Linked DNA regions of Homo sapiens: all the other regions are linked to region 1. Evidence: chromatin loops called from intact Hi-C (ENCODE). Cell type or tissue: PC-9. All regions are shown on one strand.

The links. Peaks named below come from ENCODE experiments on the same cell type or tissue, not always from the same donor. Only the 100,000 strongest peaks of a DNase experiment are listed, where the experiment ranks them.
Region 2: a loop joins it to region 1, with 4 times the contacts of the local background. A loop is called at or near these places in 2 of 110 quality-filtered maps.
Region 3: a loop joins it to region 1, with 5 times the contacts of the local background. A loop is called at or near these places in 2 of 110 quality-filtered maps.
Region 4: a loop joins it to region 1, with 9 times the contacts of the local background. A loop is called at or near these places in 3 of 110 quality-filtered maps.
Region 5: it touches region 1 in a loop (2.8-fold over the local background); 2 of 110 quality-filtered maps call a loop at or near these places.
Region 6: it touches region 1 in a loop (5-fold over the local background); 3 of 110 quality-filtered maps call a loop at or near these places.
Region 7: a loop joins it to region 1, with 6 times the contacts of the local background. A loop is called at or near these places in 2 of 110 quality-filtered maps.

Annotation. Positions count from the first base shown.
Region 1 is chr7:41,043,341-41,047,340 of GRCh38, forward strand. No RefSeq gene overlaps it. Among named protein-coding and RNA genes, the nearest start is that of LINC01449, 56 kb to the right of the region's middle. In PC-9, a CTCF peak has its summit at 2,393 (motif pointing right); a DNase peak (open chromatin) is centred at 2,391.
Region 2 is chr7:40,912,975-40,916,974 of GRCh38, forward strand. It overlaps a transcript of SUGCT not described here. Among named protein-coding and RNA genes, the nearest start is that of LINC01450, 65 kb to the right of the region's middle. In PC-9, no CTCF peak of the experiment used is centred here; a DNase peak (open chromatin) is centred at 2,307; H3K27ac peaks cover 1,995 bases.
Region 3 is chr7:40,920,823-40,924,822 of GRCh38, forward strand. It overlaps a transcript of SUGCT not described here. Among named protein-coding and RNA genes, the nearest start is that of LINC01450, 57 kb to the right of the region's middle. In PC-9, no CTCF peak of the experiment used is centred here; a DNase peak (open chromatin) is centred at 1,669; H3K4me3 peaks cover 1,011 bases; H3K27ac peaks cover 2,482 bases.
Region 4 is chr7:41,222,320-41,226,319 of GRCh38, forward strand. No RefSeq gene overlaps it. Among named protein-coding and RNA genes, the nearest start is that of LINC01449, 120 kb to the left of the region's middle. In PC-9, no CTCF peak of the experiment used is centred here; a DNase peak (open chromatin) is centred at 2,312; H3K27ac peaks cover 2,094 bases.
Region 5 is chr7:41,435,279-41,439,278 of GRCh38, forward strand. No RefSeq gene overlaps it. Among named protein-coding and RNA genes, the nearest start is that of INHBA-AS1, 260 kb to the right of the region's middle. In PC-9, no CTCF peak of the experiment used is centred here; DNase peaks (open chromatin) are centred at 1,043 and 2,143.
Region 6 is chr7:41,245,760-41,249,759 of GRCh38, forward strand. No RefSeq gene overlaps it. Among named protein-coding and RNA genes, the nearest start is that of LINC01449, 150 kb to the left of the region's middle. In PC-9, no CTCF peak of the experiment used is centred here; a DNase peak (open chromatin) is centred at 1,972; H3K27ac peaks cover 2,251 bases.
Region 7 is chr7:41,146,592-41,150,591 of GRCh38, forward strand. LOC105375241 (a long non-coding RNA gene) reads right to left here and starts at 3,204. Exons shown (of 4, transcript XR_927190.1): 1 at 2,752-3,204. In PC-9, no CTCF peak of the experiment used is centred here; a DNase peak (open chromatin) is centred at 2,150; H3K27ac peaks cover 2,223 bases.

The sequences.
Region 1 (4,000 bases):
GTGTCTTTTGTTGGAAAACTGGTGGTTTCCCAGAAGAGCTAAGTTTCTGTTCTAAAGCTCTACTCAGCAACCTCAGGATATTTGAGAGGGAGATGTGGGTTAGGGTTTTCTGTCTTTCAACCTTAACGTTAAGACATTTGAGAAGAAACCTTAAAGTTTAGAGAATGTGTCTGACCTATTCCCAGGGCTGCTTCATCTATGCTCAGTTGGGTGTCAAATTAAACAATGCTTTGTCTATTGTAGAAGTGTCAGCCAAAGCTGTCCTTGAGTGCCCAGTGTAGCCCTGTCCTGGATAATGGAGTTGGGAGGGTGGAAAAGAGAAGGGGAAGAATAGATAAAAAAAGCAACTTGAATTCTATAATATTCACGGGCCAAATGAAGTCAGTAGCCTTTTTGCTATGTAGAAAGATGACTACATTTTATTAGCCAGGAAATTCTCAAATTTCCAATATCACTGCACTAATAGGAAAGGTATGGTTTCAAAAGCATTCCTAACTCTTTCTTTCTCTATATATTTTTTTCACTTCAGGACCTAAAGTGCCTGAAATAAATTCTACCATTTTATTTTGTTCTCATTTATTTTAATTAATAGGTAGCAAATTGGGTTATCTAAAACATTTTCCTGGATGAGTTTATCAGCTCTATCTCTGAGTCCAGAGTTGTTTAGAGGCCCCTGAGTGGGTGTGTCAAGTGATGCAGCAGAGAAAAGCAGTATAGCCCAGTGCAGGGTCTCCACAGAGTGGCCCATGAACCAGCAGCATCACCTGTGGCTGCAATGTTCAGGTCCTCTCCACACCTACAGAATCAGAATCTCTGGAGGTGGACCCAGAAATCCGTGTTTTAAGAAGCCCTCTGAGTGATTCTGATGCACCACCAATATCAGAAACATGCTTTTACTATCCACAATCCATAATTCATGTATACTGAGCACTTACTCTCTATCTGGCTAGACTCATATATTTTGTCTACTAATTACAACAATCCTTTGAGGCTGATATTTCTCGACAATTTGCATCTGAGAAAAATGAAGATCAAAGCAATTAAATAATTTTTTTCCAACAGATCCATTATATTTTGTTTCTTGGGAACAAGAAGCCTGGCTGTATACGCTTCCTACCAAGAGGTGGAAGGACAGCCTGGCACTGAGCCAGTGGTTTGAGCTTTTCTCCCAGGACCAAATAGACACAATGAATGAGGTCCTATTAGCTATGACTCTCATGATCTCTGCTTCCTAAAAATGTCACTTATTTTTCTTAAGGTCTCAACATATAAGAATATGAGTACACTGTCTGCTGGACCCTTATACTGACTGACAGAACATGATTAAGAGAGGATTTAGTTAACTAATGCCCAGGCTGCACTCAGCATAGAGCATACATATTCTGGACACATTAAATTTTTCCCTGTAATTCCCTCTCCTCCTAATTTTTATTTTTCTGCGTTTTCAGGCTATTTTTTTCTTTCTAAAATGTCATACCAATTCCCACATGTATAAGTTACAACCCACTTTTTTTTCAAGTCCAGTTCTACGTCCTTTAGATCTTTCTTAAATGCTGACTTTGGAAAGTTCATCCTTCTCTCTGCAATACCCATGACCCTTTATCTTCACAATTCAATAACCCTCACAATACCCTCCGAGAGAGCACATTGCACATCACAGGTAATCCAAATTACTTGTTGAATGTAGGAACAAATACAACAGTGAAAAAAATTATACGCATTCTAGAAATATCCGTTTCTTTTAGTGCTGTTACCATATGCGATATGACTGCTATGTAGACATTCTATTTTATATTTTTTCCAGGTACATTCAAAGACTCTAATAGAGAAAATATTCTCCTCTCTAATATTTTATAGGATTTTATTTATTTTACTCTTCATGGTCAAGATCCTCATAAGAATAGTCTACAAATGCAAATGGCAAGTAGGTTCCGTTTTGTGTGCCAGTTTATACTCCAATAGGGTGGGCTGTGAGTCCTTTGCCATTTAACTCAACTGGAAAGCCTTCCGTGGTGCGCAGTGGTGTCTGCCATGGATGAGTGAGCCACAAGCAGCCATTCACAACCCTGTGTTCACCGATCCTCCCATGCAGTTGCCTTCACTTTTTAAAAAAATTATTGTATTTATCTTTCTTTTAACTACTCATCACTATTAATGTACTCATACCTCTCTCAGTGGGCTTTTGCTAGCTTTCTGCTGTGTGCCAGAGTTTCCTTCATGCTGGGTTAGGGAAATCAAGGAAGAAAAAGTCCCATGAGTAAGGGCAAGAGGTGAAATGGCTCAAAGATCTTTCATTGCCTGTTGTGACTTTGCCAGTTCCATGCCTGGAAATACCTGCTCCTCCAGCCTCAGAAGCCTTCCTGCTGCCTGCAGGTGGCACTGACCACCTGCCTGATGCCACTCACATGCTTTCCAAGCCTCAGATCTGGTGCCACAGGATTGCCTTTGTTTACTCCCTGGCCTTTCTCCAACCCCAGGCAGCCATCAGCTCTAGAATGGCATCTGTCTCCTGGTCTCGCTGTGCTGGAGACTGGGCACTTAGGCATTTTTGAATAGATGGATGGCCTGATGGATAAATGAGTGAGTACATAAATATTATAAATTTTGGCCCAATGAAGGACAATGCATCGTTATACAGTTCTAACTGTATCTACCAGTTCACTTGAAAATAATGGATCTGAAGAATGGTGAGGTAAGGGAAATGAGTGATTCCTATTTATTAGGGATTTATTAATCATCTCATTTCACCAACCGACATTCAGAGATCATCACAGGAAAGTGGGAAGCTGGGAAACCTGTTTCTGTCAACTTTTTATTCCATATAAGGATGGCCCATTACATACACATATCCACAGAACATGGGCTTCCTCTAAGAGGAGGAGGGCAATGGGTGCCTTTGGGGCAGGACTTGACTTCAAGTAGCAGCTGAACCTCAGTGATGGTCCCTGGACTTCTGCACGGGAGAAGGAGTTTTAACATATTACGAGAGAGCAATGGGCCCAGGGAGTGAGTCATTTCCTCCTTCTGGCTCTCTGTGGGGTTGGCCTGAGAGGCTCTGATTTGGAATGAATTTGGAGTGACCCCTGATGTGTTCTCGCCCCCCACCAAGTAGCCTTAAAAATATCTTTGTGCCTAACCGGATGTGAGTTAAACTAAAAAATGACTCTGCTAGCCAATAACGTAGGTCGTCAAACTCAGGGGCCGGTGTGCAGCTGGTGAATGATGTTTGTGTTGCCTCACTTACCAAAAGTGCCTCTTGGGGAGGGGAGAAATGTCAAGGAGGACATCTCAGGAAGAGGGACAAGTGTAGCCCTGGGCCAAAGTTTCTTAGAACAGCTACTGAATGAGGTTGCATCACTCCAATTACTGCAATAGTGGGTCCCATGGGAAATTGGAAACCTTACAGGGGAGCCAAACACACACACTCACATGCATGAACGCCCCACGATGGGTGCATTTTGTATTGGGATTCCTTCTGTGTCAGCACCTGACAAGTGCTGAACTTGAAGATTAGCAGGGTCACCATGGCTGCAAAGGTGTGTGTGTGTTTGCAAGTGAGGGTAGATGAAAAAACCACCTGCCCTCAAACACATTTCCATAGTGACAACAGGCTTCGGCGACAATGCACAGGCTTCATAATCAGCTGAGCATATCTCTGGGATAGGCACTGGGAGTATACTGGGGAGAAAAAGCCAGAAGAAGAGAGAGAGCCAGCTCCATTTTGCTAAAAGACAGATTAAATTTCAACCCCTGGAGGAAAAGAAAATGTGAAATTGAAAAATGAAAAAATGCTAAATACAGGGCTTATTTTCCATGCTTGTTGTTATTGTTTAAAATGTGTACCTGTCTTTTGAACAGTTGCAGAATGACAAATGCACATGCTTTGACCCCAGTCCTCCTGGATGCTGCCTGGCACAGCTGGGCATCTCTCTGACCTTTCTTTCTGGACAGCGTGGTGAAGGGGAGAGGGAAGCTTCACCCTCCACAATCTGTCTGATCC
Region 2 (4,000 bases), 130 kb before region 1:
CCATCCTTCCTGACTACAGAATTGCTGGATCCAATTTTTTTTTTTTTTTTTTTTTGAGATGTAATCTCCCTCTGTCGCTGGCCTGGAGTGCAGTGGCGCGATCTTGGCTCACTGCAACCTCTGCCTCCCGGGTTCAAGTGATTCTCCTGCCTCAGCCTCCCGAGTACCTGGGACTACAGGCGTGTGCCACCACGCCCAGCTAATTTTTTGTACTTTTAGTAGAGACGGGGTTTCACCATGTTAGCCAGGATGGATCCAACCTTTGATGGACACACCATAAGCAGTGGGGCTCAGGACATGGAGAAACGCCATCACATGCCACTATGCCACATGCACATTGATTTTATAACACATCCTGGTTTTAGAAATATTAAAATGGAAAAAAATTGTACATCTTAAAACTAAGAACATCACATGGTCCCCCAAATTTCCATTAGTCCACCCAAAGTAAATATACAATCTAAATAAAACAGTACCCTTGCTATGAAAATTCAATTTCAAGATAAGTTTTCTTGTCCCATATTCCAACTGCATTTTTGCTTTTAGAAAGAAATTCCAGAGCATGTACTACAAGAATGTCTTAATGAGATTTTGCCAAAATAATGCTGCCTACCAAATAATCTCAAAACTTGGTAGCTGACAACACAAGCATTTGTTCTCCCCATTCACTATTTTGCATGCTGACTTGCAGTTCAGCTGGTCTAGAATGGACTCATCTAGTTGTCTTTGCTTCAGGCTGTGGGCTCGCTGGATTCAGATCTGCTATATGTGTTTTTATTCTGGGGCCCAGGTTAAAGGGGCAGCTCTATCTGCAGTATGCTCCTCTCATGGTGATTACCAAAGCACAAGAGCCAAACTGAAATGCACAAGCTCATGGAAGACCTCTTCATGTCATGGCCACTAACATTCCATTCACTATAGAAAATCATATGGCCAGGTCTGGCATCAGTGGAGTCAGGAAAACAAATTTCACCCACACAAGAAAGGGAAATAAATAAATATTTGCAGAACAATAATCCTATCACAAAAATATGGCATTTGACAATGAGACTAAACATGCTGTTAAGTCAAGATTTTTTTTTTTTCAGTTTTTTTTTTTAGCTTACTCTTGAGTTAGCTCAGACAACACCACTTCTACGTATCTAATTTTTGTCTGGGGATTTTCCCCTTCCCCTCTTTCAGTCCCTAATGTCTGGAAAGGGTTCCAGGCTTGTCCTAAGAGTGACACACATCACTCAAAGTCCAATTACATTTCCTTTGTCACAGTGCTCAATGCATTTTATTTATTTATTTTTTTCTTTTTCTTTTTTTTTTTTATTATACTTTAAGTTTTAGGGTACATGTGCACATTGTGCAGGTTAGTTACATATGTATACATGTGCCATGCTGGTGCGCTGCACCCACTAACTCGTCATCTAGCATTAGGTTAGGACAAGGCTGATGAGACCTTCTTTTCAGCCCTCTACAAAGCCAGGTCTTCTCCTGGGCTTTTCAGTTTTGTCACCCAATTAATGGCTATGCTTGATACCTCAGATTTAAAAACTTTACCACGGATAAGATCTTTACACAGAAATCATTGTCAGGAGTAGAGTATAGTAGAGTATAGTAAATATTAGATCTTAAAATATGAAAACGCTAGGCTGAGGAAGTAGAGTGGAAGGCACTGAGAACCCCTATTCACAGCTTAGAAGTTGGCGTTTTATGTTGTTTGGTAGTGTAGCCATATCTTACACTGCTGTATCTCAGACCTCAAACCATAGGCCTATAGAGGCTGCAGCATTATGGAATTTGGAGGAGAAATTCAGGATATTGAAACACATGCCTGCCTTTTGTGGCCTTTTAGAAGGCACAATAAAGGTCCCACCAGAATTAGACAAACTGATGTTGAACCTTCTATATCTGAAATCAGAGAGGAAGGAAAATACAATTTGGCTAAGAGATGCCTTTCTGCATGAACCCTGTAAAATAAGGAAGATGAGAATTGGGTGATCTGGAATTTTGCAGGTTTAGAAAAGTTTATTCTTACCGTAATCATAAATTAGTGCAAACCTAATCAGGAAGATAGGGATCGTATCAGAAAATACCATTAGAATGTGGGGCTAACTTCTTTTCCGATCACTGCTGAGCATATCTTGTTCCCTACGTGACAAAGAGGATAATGACCCACATTCTTAAGGTGCGGCTGGTTGGTGCCTGAGTGCCAGATGAGTTTTCTTACCTCAACTATTGTTTCAAATTGCTCTGGGCAGTACAAAGTCGAAGGTCACTAAGGGAAAGACTTCAGGGATGGACAGAGCACCGGTCTTATCACTGAGAAAGAGAAATTCTCAGGCTGGAATCCAATTTCAAGGATCATGACTCAACAAGATATCTGGAGACTGGCTTATGGAGTTCAGTATATGAAACTAGGTAAGACCTCAAATGTTCCTAAAGGAGGAGCCAGACAATTCATAGGAGGAATTGTCTATGAATGTTTAGTCTCTAAGAAAACCCTGAGGTCTAAGAAATGTTGTCAACAACAACAGTAATAACAACAACAAAAACAGGCTAATAATGGGGACAGTTTTGGCAATGCCGTGTTAAGATATGGTCACAGAAAACAAAAGACCAAGAGGATTCTACCAAAAGCAGAAAAGGTAGCCATAAAGGCAGAGGACAGGAGCCATTCTCTCAGAGGGAAGAGCAGGAAGAACTTGACAAGCTGGGCAAGGAACTCATTCTCCTGCTGGGACAGGCAGCCCTTCCCATTCCTGTCCAGCTGTGTGTGCATTCATTAATTCAGCAAATACTACTGTACCTACTATGTTCCAGACAATGTAGAAATACATAAGTAAATAAAATAGAATTTGATACATGCATTGAATCAATGATTACTAATGTTTCCCATCGCACCCTGTTTTTTTGGTTCTCTCTCCACCATTGTATATTGGGCATGTTGGGTACCTTGTGAGAACTGCACATCACCCATTAATCTTAAACTTGAAGTGGGGTGAAACCATCAAATGAGATTTTACTTTTTCTTTCTGGAGACTGAGTGAGTATATTATATATGTCATATATGGATGTGGGACACTCTCTCTCTCTCTCTCTCTACATACACACACACACACACACACACACACACACACACAGATATACATATTAGCACTAGAATTGTATATGAATGTTAGGCAGCCAAGAGATTAACCGCAGTGGGTGGTTGCTATTTGTTTCTCCATCACCTGTTTCTTCTTCTTTCAGTACCAGACCTAATATTTTGTATGGGATCTACTTCTTCTCAGTCCACACAGTCTAGGTATGGGTCCACTTACAGCTCTAGAAATGAAGTGCATGATGTAGTCCTAAGTCATTCTGATTGCAGTGGTTGATTGAAGGATGGGTATGAATGGAGCAAGTCCAGTTAAAGTGAATCCCAGGATGTGGACCATGTTAGGAAAGACTCTCACTAGTTACTACTAGATTTTAACCTGGCATTAGGTAGCTCATGAGCTTCTGACATCTTGTGAGGATGAAGGAGGAGTCTTTTTGAGAATGAAGCCAATACAGATGAAAAGAGATAAACTGAATCCTGATAACATCATGTGGGTAATAGCATCCTATCATAACTGAATCTAGGTCTACACTTGAATACTTCTCTTTCTGAATCAGTAAGCTGACATTTTAATTACATTCTACTATCTGGTGTTTGATTTTTCAATTACTTAAAAAACAACTTTATGTATGTGCATGTGTTTGTATGTATGTGTACAGAAAAGACAAAGACATGCTACTGGCACTTTTTGAGGGTCAGACTGTGTAGGCTTTAACATTTATTATTCATTTGTTTCTTTATACACACAGATATTATACTTTAAAAATGTCCATACATGAAGCTATTGACAAAGCCTTATGGAGTCTGGAGTAGTTACAGAATTAGAAACACATGATTGATTGACCATAACTAAGAGTGCAGAATGTCGGAATCTATTGGTTCAAGTAAATAAGGAGTCATAAAAAACAC
Region 3 (4,000 bases), 120 kb before region 1:
GAAAGATAAGCAAGTTTAAGGTTTAAATACTTAATACCTTGTTTTCTGAAAGCCTCAGAAGGAAAAGAAAAGAACAAAATGCCAAGCGTGTTCATTTGGATGGTAATTAAATTGCAGTCCCATTGCTGTGATTAGTATTCCTGTGCTATGCTCACTTTAAGGAAGTGGACAGGTTGGTGTTGGCCCTGAGGGTAATTGTTTCTGGGTCAGGTACTGTTAGCTCCACACTCTATGCCTGTATCTCCCATCACAGGTTGGATGTTATTGGCACCTTCCTGCATTTGCCAGTGCTCTAGGGATACAGATGGAAATGTGTTAGTATAAATCAAAAATATTCATATTGTAAGAATCACTTTAATAGGTGCTTGTAAGGTGAAAATTCTGGTTTTAAATTAAATTTTATTTTATTTATTTATTTTTTTACAAAATAATATATTATTTGGAAGCGAGGTGAATAAATTTGTATGTGGACTATAGGGGCCTTTTAAAAACAAAGAAGCACAGGTCCCTGAACCTTGTGTTTTCAAAATCCAAAGTTGCTGCACTCCGCCAGGGTGGAAAGGTCCTAGTGAGAGGGAATAGCAAGGGTTCTGAAATAAAACCTCCATGGAGGTAGAGAGAGGCTGGGGGCCATGTGCACCTTCGTACTGAAGCAGGTCATCAGGGTGCTCAGATCTCACCTAGGTGAAGCAGGCGGCACTGGGAGACCAGGCTTAGTGTAGGCTGGAATACTCTTCACCTCGAAGAACTCCTGGAGCTAGGTCAGGACTCTAAACTTTCTCCAGTGGCAAAGAAGAGCCCAGTAAGCAAGAACAGCACAATCAGATGCCTCGGCTTTTCCCAGCTGTCATCTCCTGCAGAGGCCTTTGTCTGCTTCCAAAGCTACCAACCCCCGGGGGTGGTGGCTGTAACCTCCTGCTTTTCGTGGGCCTCAGCTCGAAAGTGAGGTTGCCCACTGCACTTTGAGAGGTTTGTGTGGGTGTGTGCATGTATGAGCATGCAAGGAAAGGCTCTAGACTGGAGCTGAGGACAATCTCACAATAGGGAGGTGGCAGTTCCAGCCATTTATTTAGAACATTAAAATTAAATATTGCCATCTTTTTCTCTCTACCCTGGAGAAGTTGCATATATCCATAACATGAATATAAATCGTAGTGAAGTCAGTTAAGTTGCAGATTCAAAAGAGACACCAGTGTTCCTATATTAACTCAGATGTGTTAGAAAGGAAAAAAATGTATCTTCCCGTATTTGTCACCCCCTGGATTGTTTCCATGGTTATCCAATGCTATGAGGAGAGACACTTGGTTTTTACTCCAGGGTTTAGAGGGGTGAGGAGTTCCTTAATGATTAAGCTTAGCATTCTTCCAAATCGGACTATGTCTTCTAGTGACCCCTTTTGGGCTTAGTAAAGTATTTGTCACCTATCCCAGAGTTTCTGTAAAATTGATCAGGAAAGAGGTGATGTTGTTTCACCTGGCTTCCCTGGTGGTAGGAGCACCAGCACTCCAAGTCCTAATTTCAGGAAACTCTTTGGCTCTTTGCCTGTGCTTTTTAAGACCTGGGTGCTTCTGAAGAGAACACCTTCCTTCTTCATTAGGTGGCTCTTGCAGTCTGCCTCATATTCACGCCTCAGGAGTCAGAGAGCTTGACTCATGGGGCAGGGTTCTTAGTCCTTGCCAAGGAGACAGAGACAGCAGCCTTGGGCAAAACTGACATCACATGCATACTTTAAAAGGAAGCAAAAAACACAAGGTTTCTTTACTGAGAGTGTAGAAATCAACAATGACTGTAGCTTCTCTTGAAAGAATCCACTGGTATATTTCACTTCATCCAAAATAGAGCAAAATTCAAGGAGAGGCCACATGAGCTTTGGGTTAGTAAATTGAAAGGTGCCCTTGACAGTTGCCTCGAGTTGGAGTTAGTAACTTTCTCATAATGGTGAGTGGAGTTTTACCTTGCAATAAGTGCCACACATAGCTGACTTGCCTTCAGACATATTTCTTTACAGGCCTCTATCTTTCCCCTCTTTGCCCCGGTGGTATTTCCTGCCCTTTGGCTGTTTTACACAGGCATGGGCAATACCAAGTAATTACTAATAGGAGATTTGCCCTCTGAGCTGTCTTGAAAGTGCCCAGCTCTTAGCTACTGGACAGACCCTTTGGTAGAAGGCCATTTTGTATGTGCTTCTGGGAAGATTAGAAAGCTGAGATGGGTGGAGAGGTAGACATCAAGGCCAGCGCTTTCAAGATTCAGTTGGAGCCTCTATAAAATAGAAATTGAGGGAGACTCCTTAGCCTATAAATGTGAAGAAAGAGGAGAAAGAGATGAGCAGTGTTTTGTCCTGGGTGTGCACCCTGTGGAGATTTTGTATAGGAACTTAGGCCCCTTGGTTCCCTACCTGGTTTTAAAAGCATTGCAGTTACTTGGCAAGTTACCATCAGAGAACATCATAGAATTGTCTGCTATTTATGTTGAAGATATTACATGCAGGAGACATTTATTCTGAAAAAATGCCTTTTGAGAATCAGAAAAAACAAGGGCATTTAGCAGTTTTGACAAGAATTCTAGCTCACATAGTGATTTTTGGCTTGGTCATTGATAATCATTAACCATGGTTTTGCACCATTTACCCATTCAGAGCACAAAGCTCTTAGGTAGAGAGTCAATAATCAACGTTGAAATTGAAACATGTTCTGTTACCTTAATTCAAGGAGACAGAAAATAATTTTCAGAATTTCTGGCTTGAGAATAAATTCACAGGCCCCTAAATCTTCTCTCCTCTAAGGAAAAAGCACTGACTGGTCAAGGTTCTTCTTGGGGACCACCAGATTCCCCAGGCCTGCAATTTTCTCTAGTCCATCAATATTGCCTACATCCTTGGCAAAAATATGGTATTTGGTGTTTCAGATCCCATTCTAAGTTATCTTCTCTGCTTTTCTAAATGAGTGCTTCTCATTCTTCTAGTCTTTATTTCTTTAGTGTCAGTTGAGTCATCCTGGAGGCCGTGGATCTTGATCTCCATGAACTGTGAATAGAAACATTTCCCTGCTGATGATAAACTTCCTCATTTGATACTGTGGTCTGAATGTTTGTGTCCCCCACAAATTCATATATTAACAGGCAGGAACTTTGCAAGGTGATTTGATCATGAGGGCAGAGTTCTCTCATGAATGGGATTAGTGCCCTTATAAAAGAGGTCTGAGGGAGCTTATTTGCCCCTTCTACCAGTTGAGGTCACATAGAAAGCAGTATCTATAAGGAACTGGCCCTCACCAGCCACTAAATCTGGTGGTGCCTTGAATTTGGACTTTCCAGCCTCCAGAACTGTGAGCAATAAATTTCTATTGTTTATATGTTATCCAGTGTTAAATATTTTGTTAAAGCACCCCAAACTGACTAAGACATTTTATCTTCAGCCAAGGTGGCCTGGATCTTTCAATTACGTGTGTGTGTGTGTGTGTGTGTGTGTGTGTAGTGGCATGATCTCAGTTTACTGCAACCTCTGCCTCCCCAGCTCAAGTGATCCCCCCACCTCAGCTTCCAAATAGCTGGGACCACAGGCATGCACCAGCATGCACCACTATGCTCAGATAATTTTTGTATTTTTAGTAGAGATGGGGCATTGCCAGGTTGCCCCACCCAGCTGGTCTCAAACTCCTGAGCTCAAGCGATCTGCCTGTCTTGGCCTCTGAAGGTGCTGGGATTACAGGCATGAGCCACTATGCCCAGACTCAATTTTCTATATTAGACCCTACAGGAAGATGCTCCAGGACTGGCTTGGATGATTAGCCCATCAGTCATCAGCATGGATCCAAGGACCTCAGCTCTCTCCTTCAACTAGGTATCCATTACAAGACACTCTTAAACATGGAGGACTATCTCTGGGGCTCAGATTTACAGTGTGCATAACGTACAGGCCATGAAACTAATAATTTAATGCTCAGATGGAGTGAACAAAGGAAGAAAACATAGGCAGTGCTTGTTATTAATTCTGTATCAT
Region 4 (4,000 bases), 180 kb after region 1:
AAAGCCAATCGTAAGGCATTCGCCGTCTCTCCCTCTTGCCATGAACCCACCCTAGTCCAGAGGTGCAGCTCCTGGGGTTGCTAACTCAGTGAATGGCCACACGCCCAGGCAACCACCAATGCTAAGGCACACAAACTACTTTCTTCCTTCCATTTTCAAAAGTCAAAAGACCACAGGTCCCTGTCAATGGTGTGTCCTTTATGGCTATCTCATCATCTTTCTATTACTAGGGAAACTTCATTTCAATGGCTTGCAGCTTCTTTCAACTCCAACCTGTTATAAAATAGATTCAACCCTGTTTTTCCCCATGAGCTAAAACAAACCAAAAATCTCTGAGCGTAGATATTCAGTATCTTTATAATTGACTACAACATTTTTTTTTCTTACCTGGTCTTCCAAAACTCTTTAGACAATATCAACTTTTTTCTAGTCTAGTGGCAGTCCACCCAGAACAACTATAACTGCACCTAAGAGCTTGTTAGAAATGCACATTCTCAGGCCCCACCCTACGCCAACTCAGCCAGCTCTGTGATTCATAAGCCTGCCCCATGATCCTCCGGCACACTGAAGTTCCAGAACTACTGCTCTAGGCATAATGCTTTATTTATTTTCTTACAAACATATCACATCCTTTTACGTCATACCTTAATTCTAGAAATTTCCTATATCTGGAATGCCCTTCTTCTTAGTCATTTTTAAAATGTCTTTCTTTCATTTAGGAATCTTTCTAAAAGTAGCCACTTCTTAAGACTCTCCAATATCCTCAGGCAGGATTAACAGCTATGTTTTCTTCCTTCCAAAGTACTTTATTTATTTATACCTTTCTATACTATCATCTGACTTATAGTTAAAAATGACGTGTTTCTCTTGAGAACTCCAAATTGATTTTCCTTAGTAAATGATAGCAGAGAAGGAGCTGTACCTTCCTCAGCAATAATAAGTACTCAATAAAAGAACTCAGGCCAGGTGCGATGGCTCATGCCTGTAATCCCAGCACTTGGGGAGGCTAAGGAGGGTGGATCACCTGAGGTCAGGAGTTTGAGACCAGCCTGGCCAACATGACAAAACCTCGTCTCTACTAAAAATACAAAAATTAACTGGGTGTGGTGGCTGATGCCTGTAATCCCAGCTACTTGAGAGGCTGAGGCAGGAGAAACACGTGAACCCGGGAGGCAGAGGTTGCAGTGAGCTCAGTTTGTGCCATTGCACTCCAGCCTGGGCAACAAGAGTGAAACTCCATCTCAGAAAAAACAAACAAAAAAAATACATTGTTACTCTTATAACAAATAAAAGGGCATTTCCTAATCCAATCCCTTTTATATAAAATTTTGGATTTAAAAGTTCTTTTCATAGAGTATTTTAATGGAAAGAAATGAAAAACATCATATGAAAAAGATTGTTAACAATATGTACAAGCAACTGACTCATAAAAAAGTCAAATAGAATCAGTTGTAAAATTTCTGAACTAAGATTCACGGCACATTAAATCTAAACTGCAAAGAATTAAAACAACGTTTCAATGATTCTTAAAATAACCACATCATAAAATAGATTTGAGTTGGTAAACATAACACTTATCTCTTCCAGTTTTAATCGACTTAGGTTTTATTTTCTTAAAATTGAAGAAAATTGAGTTTTGTCTTATAAAACTTAAAATCTTTTTTACAAGCATTTATTAAATAAAAATAACCATTAATGATTCACACATGGGGCTGTTTCTACTATGATTTGTAGAGCACAGCTTTCCAGATTATTATTAAACATTCTAGAAAAAAGGATTGGATAATTTGTTATTGAATCATTCTGTGGTTCAATTTTCCAACTACCTGGCTACATGGGCTCAAAATGAAAAACTTTAAAAATGATGGTGTCATCACGAATCATGATATTATGAAAAAAATCTTATCTCCTTCAAAGGCAAACATAGCAATGTCATATTTCACGTCATATGTATAAAGCAATTGTGTTACTCACAAAACACCTTCAAAACTCATCGTTACTCATTTAAAGATCACAGGGTCCTTTTACTTATCAGAAAGGAGCATTTTCCTGCTGGTGTGAAAGCCACACAGCTAGTAAGTTCATTTGTTCACTTGTTTATCCATTGCCTTCGAAATGACTAGGGGATGCTTATTATGAAGGCAGCATTATTGTAGGTACAGAACATTTGCCTTTCCCCGCAGAAATTAGGCCCTGGTGAGGAAATAATACAGGTCACACAGTGATGAGTGAGTACTCTCACAGAGGGATGCAATTTCCTAAGCATAGGAAGTGCTAACAGAAGAGGCATGTGACTCAGAGGTATACAATTGAAGGATTGAAGAAATTTTCTCAGAACTGGAAGTTCCAGTTGTGTAGGTGAAGGGAGGGGAATGAGGAAGAAGAGGTTCCCAGCGGAAACAGTAGCATGTGTGGACTTGAGCTGTGTGGTCCAGAAGATAAGTATCCTTGGAGCAAACAGCGGCAAAGGGAAAACTGAGATGGAAAGATGGAGAGATTTAGGCCTGAAATATGAACTTACAGCAATCAGCATAAGAATGGTAATTGGAATTATGGGGAGATTAAATTACCTAGCCAAAGTGTGTTGAGTGGGGAGAGAAACTGTTCAGCCACGGAACCTGAAAATCACTGTCCCTGGAGGAGCTGAGAGAGCACAGTTAGCAGGTGGGAAGTGCGGGGAGGGACAGGAGTGGCAGGCAGAACACCCACCGGGAGGACACTCTAAAGGAAGGGATCGTCACTGTCTAAGGCTGTGGATGCAGACCATGCTGATAGAGAGAAGGATAGACATCCTCCACAGGCGAGTGTGCAGGTGTAAAAGGAAAGAAGCTAATGAACTTCCCGACAGAAAGTGTCTACTTTTCAGCAAAGCAGGGGTACAACTTTCTGCGGGACATGAAGGCCCATGCATGGAGTGAGAGGATGGACACAGCCACATTCAGGAGTGGCAGCATGAGTTCACCACCACACCCAGAAGCAGGACACTCATTTCTGGGTAGAAATCTTTAACTTTCAGTGAATCCAACACATGCAGTTGTATTATCTGATCTATCTCCAGCAGGAGACAGAGGAGCAGAGCTCGTGCACAGTTGGCTTGATTTTGAATGAGACTGACAATGCAGCTGAAACAGGATGGTGGCCAGGGCACAGTGAGGCAGGTAGAAAGCCTGTGGGAGCAAAATATAAGGAGGTGCTCACCTTCAGTGTCATGCAAGTGACTCAGATAAATGTCGTGAAGATGAAGGAGGAAGACAGAGGGAAAGACAAATGACCAAAAGGAAAGGGGTGTTAGGCGATGGCCTGGGCTCTAACCCTGCCTAGGGGAGGCTGATGTGCATTAAAGGTGAAAATGTTTGAGATGAAGAGACTGAGTCTGTTGCCCTTGCACAACCTGAAGTCACTTGAGTCGACGGCAGGAACCAGGAAGAGGAAGGCTGTGAGCTTGGTCCCGACATCCTCAGTGGATAAGAACAAGCTCTAGGAAGTCTGTCCAGGGAAAGGTGGAGGCTTCTACTGGACAACCTGACCTCAAGTGACCAGAAACTGAGTATGATGGGGGAGAGGTGGGTGCAGCAGTGGAGAGGAAGCTCTCAGGAGCTCTGGGGAGCTGGCCAGTGCTTCTCCTAACCGAGAGACACGTGGTTTTGGGGGATTGAGCTCCTTTGAGTGATGTGGTGCCCCCAAGGGAGAGTAAAATCACTTAAATAAGCATTAAATAAAAATTAAAGGAGGCCATTCTTGTGGGCTAAGCTCCTGCACTAGCCCCAACAGACCAGACTAAAAACTAAAATGGAGTCATTAATTCTGAGGTTCTTCTTCACCAAACCAAAACTGAGTTATCTGGTCTTCGGAGAAATCAGGAGAGAGAGATCAAATCCAAATTTCCCAAACAGGCCAGTTTCAATGGCATGCTAATGAAGTTCCCCATTGCCTTTAGTCCTTACAAAAAAAGAGTAACCTAATGTTAACAAATCAATTATTTCTCTATTCTTCTGTTTTC
Region 5 (4,000 bases), 390 kb after region 1:
GTGTGGCAATCCGCTGGGGTCACCTTCCATGTTGTGGAAGCTTTATTCTTTTGCTCTTCGCAATAAATCTTGCTGCTGCTCACCCTTTGGGTCCACACTACCTTTATGAGCTGTAACACTCACCACAAAGGTCTGCAGCTTCACTCCTGAAGCCAGCAAGACCACAAACCCACCAGAAGGAAGGAACTCTGGACACATCTGAACATCTGAAGGAACAAACTCTGGACAGGCCATCTCTAAGAACTGTAACACTCACCACAAGGGTCTGTGGCTTCATTCTTAAAGTCAGCAAGACCAAGAACCCACCAGAAGGAACCAATTCCGGACACAGTAGCATTGGGAATTATGTTTCCAACATGCACACCTTTGGGGGACACATTCAAACCATAGCACTACCATTCTATAGTTTTCCCTGAAGCCATTACATCGCTTCTGAAAACTATTACTTCTATTTTTCTCTAGCAGTGCCCAGGCCCACTTTGTTTGCTAGTCATCTTTCTAGGTTAAAAACCTGGTGCATCCAAGGGACTGTGGGTGCATTTTTTTTTTTTTTTTTTTGAGATGGAGTCTCACTCTGTCGCCTAGGCTGGAGTGCAGTGGCGCTATCTCGGCTCACTGAAACCTCCACCTCCTGGGTTCATGCCATTCTCCTGCCTCAGCCTCCCAAGTAGCTGGGACTACAGGCGCCCACCACCACGCCCGGCTAATTTTTTTTGTATTTTTTAATACAGAAGGAGTTTCACCATGTTAGCCATGATGGTCTCGATCTTCTGACCTCGTGATCCGCCCACCTTGGCCTCCCAAAGTGCTGGGATTACAGGCGTGAGCCACCGCGCCCGACCTGTGGGTGCATTTATTTTCCTCAACTGCGCTACCCACATTCTCCATTCCCTTGTGTAGCAGGTCAGCTTCTGAATCCATCCCTCTTCCCACTCTGTGTGATCTCTGCTCCCTTCATGGAGACCATTAGTTTACTGGTACAAACTTTACTCTTGGTGGCTTCTGTGGAAAATGAAAAGTATGATTCGCCATACAGGAATGGGAGTTTTTGCATCAGATGGAAGATGGAACTGACACACCTTGAGGTTGTTTTCTCAAATGGGTTCCCTCCTCTGAGCTGAAGAGTCATCAGAGGGGATCAGGTGAGGTGACCTATGAGGAAAGTGCTTTGCCAAGGTGTGGTAAGTCATTGTTGCTACCGCATGAGGGGTGGGGAGCAATGCTTGAAGGGGATCCTGTAGGGACAGGGGAGGGAGAGAACGGGAACTCTACCACCTTTCCAGTACCATCAGAAGGAAAGGAAGGGCAGAGTGGTGAGGGTCTGAGGGGAAAGGATTTGCAAAGGGATTTCAGTGTTCAAAGGCAGGGATGCCGACCAAGCTTTTTAAGGTTACAAAGAAGAGAGATAGTCAGGCTTTTCTAATCAGCAGGGTCCTATTGTGACGAGTGGGTAGAAATGAGGAAGATGAGAATCCAACCACACGGGATTTTCAATATTGAAACCAGAAACATTCTGGACAAAATAGGGTAGTTTGTCACCCACCCAAGAGTCTGGCAGGAGCCTAGGAGTAGCAGCTGCTACCGGGACAAGGAGACATGATTTAGGAACCTGAAGAGTTTTCTGGATACACTGATTGAGGTTATCTGGTCACCCTCCTTCTGGCCAGTTTCACTGACAAAATAGCGTATACATATAAACTTACACACATACATATATGCATATACACATACATACATAAAAAACATATATGTATTTATATGTATTCCATTGATAAGCAGTGGGTTATAATGATAAGAGTTTGGACTCCAGAGCCAGATTACTTGGGTTTATAGCTCAGCCTTCCCACTTCCTGTCTGTGTTACCTTGGGCAAATTAATTAACCTCTCTGTTCCTCATCAGAAGGTTATTGTGAACTTGGAAGCGAGTTACTATACGTAAAATGCACTTGGAATAGTGACTGACACATAATACACACTTCAATTTCAGCTATTAGAATTACTGGTTCCTTTGTCATGCCCTTCCATTATATTGGACCAGCAGATCTCTGTGCCTCCACTTTTCCCTGTGCCTCTCAGCCTCTCTCTGCCCTTGCTCTCAACAGTCAACTCTTCAGATCAAATTCCTATCGAGTTAATCACCACCATCTCTGCTGGGCAGAGCTTTGGCACCAAACCTCACCTCAACGAGGCAGCTGCTTAGTTCATAGATTGGGCATACTTTTTGCCCAATCAGCACTGTTAATAATAATTGAAACTTATAAAGCATGCTAGCAAGAGTAGCAGAGTCAGGAGTTACCAGATGGGTGGCCTCAAGTTTTCTACAATGAACCCGTATGGCATTACATTTGGAATTAAGGAAAAGGTTATTTTAAAAATAGACTATTTTAAAAATAGTGTGGGTAGACCATGACCCTGCCTATTATGAAAGCCCATGGCCCCAGAGACTGCACGAATCATTTATTCTGGCCAATGTCCTGGTGCAGAAGTGACCGCCCATTGATTGAGGACAACCTCCTGGTTTTCAGTTAGCTAAGAGCTAACCTAGGGCTCCTGGATCTTGCTGTCTCCCCTGGTGACTGTTGGTAGCTCCCACCCACTCTTCCACTGTGGCCTCCAGTATCCGGCATTATAACCATTTACAGGCTTCTCATCTTCAAGAGGGAATTAGCTTCTCAAATACAAAAGCCAGTTCATCTTCCTATTCATGGTGCACAGAACAGCACCTGGCATGACGGAGGCACGTGATACCTATGTGCTCAGCAAATAGCCACACCCAGGGAGGCCAGGAGGAATTTTTCATTGCGGGGTTTCTGAAACCTCCCATTCACTCATTCATTCATTGTTATTCATTCAAAAGTTATACTTTATGTCCACTCGTGACCATACAAAAGAGTCTTAGACTTTGTTTGCAAGGATTTTATTGTCTATATGCCTGGAAATGTAACTCAAAAAGAAAAAAATTAAAACTCAACTAATTACCCTCCTTATCCCCTACCCCTGAGAACCCATATCTAACTACAGATTTGATAGCAAATCTACAAAGTTGAGACTTCAAAGTAAAAGCAGCAAAATGAGTCTGCTTATATCTTCACTGAGACTCAGAAAAATTACCCACTGCAATTCAGAGGCGGCTACGGAAAGGAGCTGTAGTGGTTGGGGGTGGGTGAGAAGGGGCAGAGATGCTGAAACTCAAGAGGAGTTTTGGCTTGGTAATACAGACCCATGGGCCACTCAAAACCCACTAGGAGTTTAACTGGCACTAAAATCTGGTTGGCAAAGGCCAACTTTTAGCTCTGCCATTTAATTAGAGCAGAATTCCCCTAGTAAGTGAGGGAAATCGATACTTTTTCACCTAACTGCTTGTCCATTGAAATTACTGTGCTAAGAAAAGCAAGGAACTATTAACAAAACGAAAGAAAAATGTGGCATTGCCCTTGTCAAGCTTTTGACCCAAATATTTACACCGCATTTTATATTTTTTTTACTTCCATTATTCTGAGAGGGATTTTGTAGTTTTTCTGACATATGCCAAAGCAGGTTTTTACATTTTGCAAGTATGCAAATAGCAAATGGAATAAGAAATTCATGCAGATGCTTTCCCAGATTTTCAAATGCAGAACATCGTGTTATGCTGGTTCCAGAAGTTATAATTGCACTTAAAAGTCCTGCCTTGGTGTGGCATTCAGGGACTTTAGGGACTGCACACTAATTCATGTCTGACTTTGTAATCAGCCCTATTCATAAGAACTGGCTTATAGGAAACACATTTCTTCTTCAGAAGGAGAAGCGGTGATTAATGACAACTTCAAGAGTGCCTTGTGGGCCCTGTAAATAGATGGCGCTCTAGCAATAGGCTGGAATTTCTGCCCCCGTCCCAAATTCCCACTCTTGCTTCCTGAGAACCCCTTCCCGCTATTACTGTGCAGAAGACAATATCTCCTGTGGGTCAGCATCTTTTGTCCCTGACTCCCTCTCTCCTTCTCTCCCTGGAATCTCTTAG
Region 6 (4,000 bases), 200 kb after region 1:
CTTCTGCCGTTAATGTGTATTTCCTAACAATTTCTTTTCTTTACCTTCTTTCTAGCTCTCTTTTTCCTTCCAACAAACATTTATTGAATGCTGGTCTCATATTAAGCCTGAAGATGCAGAGATAAACATGAAATAATTTCTACCTTTTGGTGTTAATAACTTAGTGGAAGACTGATTTTAAAATTCAATAGGTAAATTAAAAATAAATAAGTAACTACAATAGGAGCAGAGTGATAGAAAAAAATGGGGCCTAGAATTGCACATACACACACACACATACACTCACCTGTCACTTATACAGAAATTGTTTAAGTAGGCTGCAAGGGCTCTGCCTTTTACCTTGTTTTTGCCAGGTCAGCATAGAGTAACTTCAGCAGTCTGGTGGGTGGAGTTCAAGTTGTTCTCTTGGTCTTAAGTGATGCAGAGCTTTCTGTAGGTATAAAGACAACTTCAGAATCTCTAGGCAGACTGCATTTCTTGAAGGAATGTTCAGAGAGTAAATGCAAAAGTCTGCTCAGGACAGTGGGTGGCTCAAGGGTAGACGCATTCTTTAAGAAAAGTCTGTGGAAGACAGATTTTATTAATACTTTTGACTTAATTAACACGTTCTACCACTGCTTTGTCATTATGTAGAATTAAGAAATCAGCTTGGCCAGCTCTTCCCTTTTGTTAGCCTTGAATAGTTGCTCTTTATCTGAAATCCTATTTGGGAATAGCAAAAGACGAGAACAAATTGAGTCACCGTGAATTCCATATTTCTACAACAATCCCCCACTCTGTTGAATAGATGTTTCCAGAAAGCACTGAATAGAGGAAAAATGGAATATGTTACAGGAATTTCTTTCCTCCAAGATTTTCAATTATCTTCCTCAACTTTGTGGAATAAAGTGGAGTACAAAAATATAGAAGTGTATGGCAAGGAATGTCAGTAGGTCATTTTGGCAGAATATAAGTAAATATACAGGTGGTGTAACTGCAAAACCACAAGGATTTTATTAGCAATGTGATTTTGGGAAAATGCAGATGTTGTTTAATGATCAGTTTCCTCATCTGTAAAGTAAGAATAACAAATAACTGCCTCAAGGGGGTAGGCAAGAATTAAATGAGAGAATGGTTGTAAAAAGTACCATTTTCTTGTTGCTGTTGTTGTTGTTTACAGAAGATCAAATATAACTTGGAAAATGTAGTCCCAAGGGAACTTTATCTCCACCCCTCACATTTTACTTGAGTGGTTCTATCATAGGGGATGCCATTCTCTTCTCTACAAGTGGTGTTTCTAGCTTTAAAAACCAAAAATTGAATTTAGAAAAATTTCATCTGCCCATTGTTGTCTTTCATTTATATGTAACTATTGACATGCAAACTGTACTTTAAAAAATTTCAATTGACCCATGATTTTGGAGAAAATTGTTTACAGAATTTATATTGTAAATGGTTTTGAGAGTATAAAAGCCATTTGAAGACAGAGACTTTAATGATGAGGTGCCACATTTTTTCTTGAAATACCTGAAGTTGACCTCCAACCTCTCTCACTGGAGAATAGACCCAGTGGTGTTGTTCTTGGGAGATGGGTCTTATTCAGTATCAGCAAACCATTTGACATCATCTCTCGGATGCACTAATTATCATAGGATTGTGGCTCTCTTTTGTTAGCTTTGGATTTTTTATTTTACCAGAAGTGTGATAAAAATCAACTACCTTTTCTTCCTCCTAAATCAGTCACTTGATCTTTACAGGCATTAACCTGTGTTCTTCACAGAAACTGATTTGTTTTGTGTTCACTTCAGTGTCTCCCACTCAGCGGTGTTGACAAATGTGTATGTTTTGTTTTGTTTAAGGATGTGAATTACTCATTCTAGACACAGCACACTGTTTTATTGTGTGTTTTTCTAAAACATACTTTTAGACAATGAAGCCCTTGTATACGCCTCACCGCACACACACGCACATACACACAACTAGTATCTATGCATCTTTGTAACTTTATCCCTATAAATATGACTCACTGGCTTGCTGAAGCAGAGAAGATAAGTTTAAATCAGGTAAATGCTGACAATCTAAGAATGATGAAGGGAAGATAAATTAATTGTTTGCTCAAGGAACTGACTGTTAAACTTTTTGCTTTCAAATTTGCATAGAGTGGAGCCTAGAAGCTTCCTGAATGTCTTCCTGCTGCACTTTTCACCTCCATTTCTATCCCTGCTAGCAAAAGAAGAGCCTAATGGTGACATCCCATACCTAGGGGAGCTTTTGAGGTCACAGGTAATTATGGGGGGGGGGATTATTAGTGAATCTGTCTTATAGGAAATATTAAAATTAAATTTTTTAAAACCATTATATCCTAATAAAAGAAGTTGGCAACTTGCTTTCTGGAAAAGTCAGTGGCAGTGGAAAGACAATAACCATGTGAGAAAGTAAGACAGGTATCTTGGGTAGGGCATGCCCAAGGGAGTAAGGTCAATGTCACCTATTTAACTGTGGCCAGTGGACAGGTTTGTTGAAGTTGAGCCTGCTTGTGGTGTTTTCCATTACACAGCACAGAAAATGGACTTAAACCAACAATCTTGGAGCATCACAGTGGCCTGAGCACATAAACTATACTTAGTTTCTGTGCTTACAATTTGTGTTAAGAGTTTTAAATATTAAGGCACATGCCAACAGAAACATTAATTTACAATGTTTTCAACAGAGAAAAGCAGTGACAGAGAAACCTACCTATTTTCCACTATGATGATTCTTATGCAAATTAAATATTTGATTGGTACCTTTTATTATTGTCTGGGTGAGCGGCAATTATTTTGCAGAGACTGTATTTCTAGATTCTTGTGTCTTCTGAGAGTTCGTTGTGAGCAATTTTCACTGGGCAATAGGTGTGTGTGCAGAAATAGTGAGAAAAAGTATTCCCATAAAGATTAAAGATGGAGCCGGGCACGGTGGCTGATGCCTGTAATCCCAGCACTTTGGAAGGCTGAGGCGGGCGGATCTCCTGATGTCAGGAGTTCAATACCAGTCTGGCTAACATGGCAAAACCCCATCTCTACTAAAAAATACATAAATTGGCTGGGCCTGGTGACAGATGCCTGTAATCTCAGCTACTCAGGAGGCTGAGGGAGGAGAATCTCTTGAATCTGAGAGGTGGAGGTTGCAGTGAGTTGAGATCCTGCCACTGTACTCCAGCCTGAGAGACAGAGCAAGACTCCATCTCAAAAAAAAAAAAAAAGATTAAAGATGAAAAAAATTAAGATTCCTTCTGTGGTGATTGTTGACAGTAATCTATGTTATGAAATATCTTTGGGGCCATTTCCAAAAACCTATATGATGCTTTTAAAGGAGAAGATATTATTTTCTTCCCTATATAGCTTTACTTCAATTCTTGAACTCTTCTTGTCATTTATGGATGATTGGCAATGTATCTAATTCAAAGCAAGTTTGAGAAAAGGAGACAGGTATTACAATTAGTTAGTGGTGGAGATAAAGTAGAGGGGAATTAGGAAAATGAGGATCAGTTAAATTTTTTTAGTAATGTGACTGAAGAATTGTGATTTTACAGAAAATGTGTAACTATGAATTGCCATAAGATGGTCAGGGGCTAAGACAGTAAGTGTCTTATTTCAGATATTACTGCCTCATGTCTTACCCTTTCAATAAAGTGAGAATACGTAGGTTGACAATAATGTGATATCATATAATAATAATTGAAATGTATTATCTTACCCGAATTGTTATTTTTATTTTTTATTTTATTTATTTATTTATTTATTTTTTGAGACAGAGTCTCGCCCTATCACCCAGGCTGGAGTGCAGTGGCAAAATCTCAGCTCACTGCAACCTCTTCCCTTGGATTCAAGCAATTCTCCTGCCTCAGCCTGCCGAGTAGCTGGGATTACAGGCGCCTGCCACCACACCCAGCTAATTTTTGTATTTTTAGTAGAGATGGGGTTTCACCATGTTGGCCAGGCTGGTCTCAAACTCCTGACCTCAGGTGATCTGCCCGCCTCGG
Region 7 (4,000 bases), 100 kb after region 1:
ATTTCCTCATTGTATAAGACAGTATGTGCATTGTAACGCCGGCCCTAAAATAAACATACGTACATATGCACACAGGCATACACATATATAAGGCATCATTGGTTGTTAGGCAAATTCTAATTGAAACCACAATCAGATACCACTACACAGATAGAATGGTAAAGAAAACAAAACAAAAACAAAAACAGAAAACCTGTTAATACCAAGTGCTGGTGAAGATTTGGAATAACTGGAATGCTCATACCTTGCTGGCGGGAATGCAACAATGGCTCAGCCACACTGGAAAAGCTTGGCAGTTTATTATGATATTAAACACATAAGTATATAATCCACCAACTCTACTCCTAGGCATTTAACATAAGGTAAATGAAAATATTTGTCCATGCAAAGACCCATTATGAATGTTTATAGCAGCTTTCTTTATAACCCCAAACTAGAAATAACCAAAAAACTATCTGCTGATGAGTGAATAAACAACTGTGGCACATCCATACAATGGGATGATACCCGAAAGTAAAAAGGGAAAAAACTACTCACACATGTACCAACATTGGGGAATCTCAAAAGCATCATGTTAAATGAAACAAGCCAGACACAAAAGGCTAAATACTGTATAAATCACTTACATGACTTTCTAGAAAAGTCAAAACTAGGGGACAGAAATCAGATCAGTGCTTGGTGGGGTTTTGGGTGAGAAAAGGGAATTGGCTACACAGGGACATAAAAAACTTGTTGAAGTGATAGACTTATCTTGGTGGCAGCTATATGACTGCTCATGTTGCTAAAAACTTGTACTTATGCTATAAATAAAAATGATAGATTTTGGTTTATGTAAGATGTGCATTTTTTAAAAAAGAACTGTACACTTAAAGGAGTGGATTTCTCCACATGTAAGTTTACCTCAGTAAACACACAAACACAAATGTCTTTCTAGAAAAATGTACTTTAATACAAAACTGAATGTTTATATTTAATCTCTTTGAGCTATTCCTGCTTTGGCCTGTTTACAAATCCCACCCACAAGGTACTATCTTTTATGGAAGACTTTGTAATGTGAGTAAGGATACCAGAAAACAGTAAGTTAGTAATTTGTTCCATTCACCATCACTCTGTTACACATTCAGACAAAGCATGAGTGTGAAAGGATTTGAGCCTATTACCAAGATTAATGGAAACCCAGATGGGGGACTCCTGAAGAACTAACAGCTTCATCTGAAATCCAGTGGAAAACAATTGTCTCAGAGTCACGTGAAGTGCTACAAAAGCCAAAACATAACTAAGTCCGACTGCCTTCCGGGCATGGTTTGACAGCCTTGTGGGGTCTGAGAGCAGAAGCCTGAGAACAGAGATTTATGCCACAAATTAAGCTCCTAAAACTCCAGTGGAATATTTTGTGAGCCCCTTGGCCATATGTAACTGCACTGCTAACTGTCACTACAAGAGAACATTCTAAAAATGATGTGGAATGGGGTGCAGGACAGGGAGCATTTAATTGAAAAAAAAATCTTTGTAAAAATAAAAAAAATTTAAGAGCTATTTTGCAATTCTAAAACTTGCCTCATGTTCCAGTGATGTCTGAACATGCTTGGGGCCATAATTTAAATAATTTTTTTCTCAACCAGTGGGGTGTAATTTTTAAATTACTGAAGATGTCCAAAGATAGTCATGATTTTCATCTATGAAAAACAAGACATTTTCTGAGAATTTCTACTTGCCCTACCTATTACTCATTTTTTAGACAGCTAAGACCTTTGAGGGTTAAGAGGCATAAATAACATAAAGAATGACACTGAGAAAACACAAAATGAAGAACAGAGCAAAACTAGAAATTCTGTCCCAAGTGGGTCTTAACTGAACCATATGCAGTATTACATATTATTGAACAGTCATGAGTTTCCAATTCGCTATAATGTTTTCCTCTGTGCTCACAAGTTGTTTGGTGAAGTCAAGCAAGCTAGCAAAAGGAAGCACTTATTCAGAGCCCATTTGAAAGAGGAAGAACCATGAACAGTGAATAAACAGGTGGAGGCAGGTATATTACAAAACTCTATGCATTTTGAAGGTTTGTATCAATATGAACAGGGCTTTCTCTCTAATCCCAGGGGCAGGATTTCAAAACATAGGCTTGGCTGGAATATTTATCTAATTTCTCATCACCTGACTAAAGCCAAATCCTAACCACAATAATTGGTCTATTAAAAGATGTAGTTCTAGCAACTCTGGCAGATGAATCATTCAGATACACGCACACACATTTATGCTCCTCTTGGCTACACATAAGCAAACAAAACAAAACAAATAAACCACAGAGAAGGCAGAATGGGTGTAAGAAATTCCCACTCTACTGGTCCCTAACTCTCTATCTTTAATACATACTAAAGGCTAAATTTATATATATATAGATGGCTGTAAGAAGAGACAAATATCCCGGGAACATTTCCTGCAGAAAGACTAGTATTTCCTTTGGTATATAAGTGAAGAGTTTCAGAGGAAATTGGGAGAAGTACTTTCCTTTGTGCAATTCGTTTCTTGGACTGGCACTCCCGTTCCCCTGTTTATTTTTGCTTATCAGCCTCCTTAAGCTCCAAGCACAACCTTTCCTTTTCCATTGTTTTCATTTCTTTGCCACCTTTTTATTGATACATCTCATTCTCATTAATGTAGATTATGAATTATGATCAAGCAGTATCAAGCCCTTTTCAAGATACAACAATACTGAAGGGTTCTCGAAGAGGGTTAATATATACACACCTAGTGGTAGGGCCAGGGCCGAGGTCTCGCCACTACTGGGCCCGTTTTTTCCTCACTGCTGCTTTGGGGACACAGTCCCACGACAGCCGCGTGACATCGTCCAAGATGAGAATTTGCTGTTAGCGAAGGTCTTCCAGAAGAGACCAGAAATACTGAAAATGATTTTTCCACAGCCCCACGGACCAGAGCAGGATCAGTACCTGCTTCAACGTTCCACCCCGCAATCACCTGCACCAGGGACTCAGAGACCCGGCAGCAGCATGGTTCGCACCACAGTCCCCAACTCGGTCTGGGCCCTGGGAAGTCCTCTTCACAAAGCCAATACACTTGGCCTGCGTGTGAGGCCTCTCCTCACAGTCAGGGCGAAGCCGCGGCTGCTCCAGGCCCCCTGGTGCCACCTGAGGCGGAGGCCCGGGCCCCACCTGCGCAATCGCCTAGATCCTCCTGTCTCGTTAGGCCCTGCTCCTCTGCCATTCCCGTGGGGGCTGCTGGGTAGGGCTCCGGTCTCCACCCTCCACCCTCCACCCTCGCTCTTGTGGGCGTGGCCTTCTCTCCATGTGGAACCCATTGGCCTGCAAGTGATACTTTAGAAATGGAGACCAGGAATCATGCAAAATGGATGTTGGTCTTTTCTGCCCTGTCGTGTCAGCTGATTCTTCTACTTGGCCTCCTTCTGTGGTTACTACTGCAGCTTTTTCTTGGGTCCTAGATTACTCCACCATCCTCCTGAGATTCAGTTGCAGCTGAGAATCCTGGCTTTTACCCTGCCAGGGAGGGTAATGGGATGTTTCAGGGTGACACAGCTAGGGTCAAAGGACAAAGAATAGACTTTGATTCTTTTCCACCACCATAGACAAGAGAAGCAAGCCTTCTTGTCCAGGATTGAATACAGTGCCAGTGCTGTAGTTTCAACTCCACTGGCATTACTCAAGAAAGCAGCCAGGACTGATAAGTGGAGAATGGGGCAATAATATATTTTATTCACAATTGTTACCTTAAATATTACTTATGAATTGTTCTTTACTTGAAAATGAATGCAAAGCAAGACCTAGAATTCCTGCTCAACAGTGTCAGCCTGTGTGGAATTACCATGCCATCAATAAAACTCCTAATATGATATGTTTGTAATTTTTACATCAATAATTATTAATTTGTAACATAATATAGTTCTACTTGGGTCAAAACAACTAAAAATGTAAAGATTTTCTCTCTAATTTTTCTCCCATAAAAAAGACATTTGTTTCTCTAG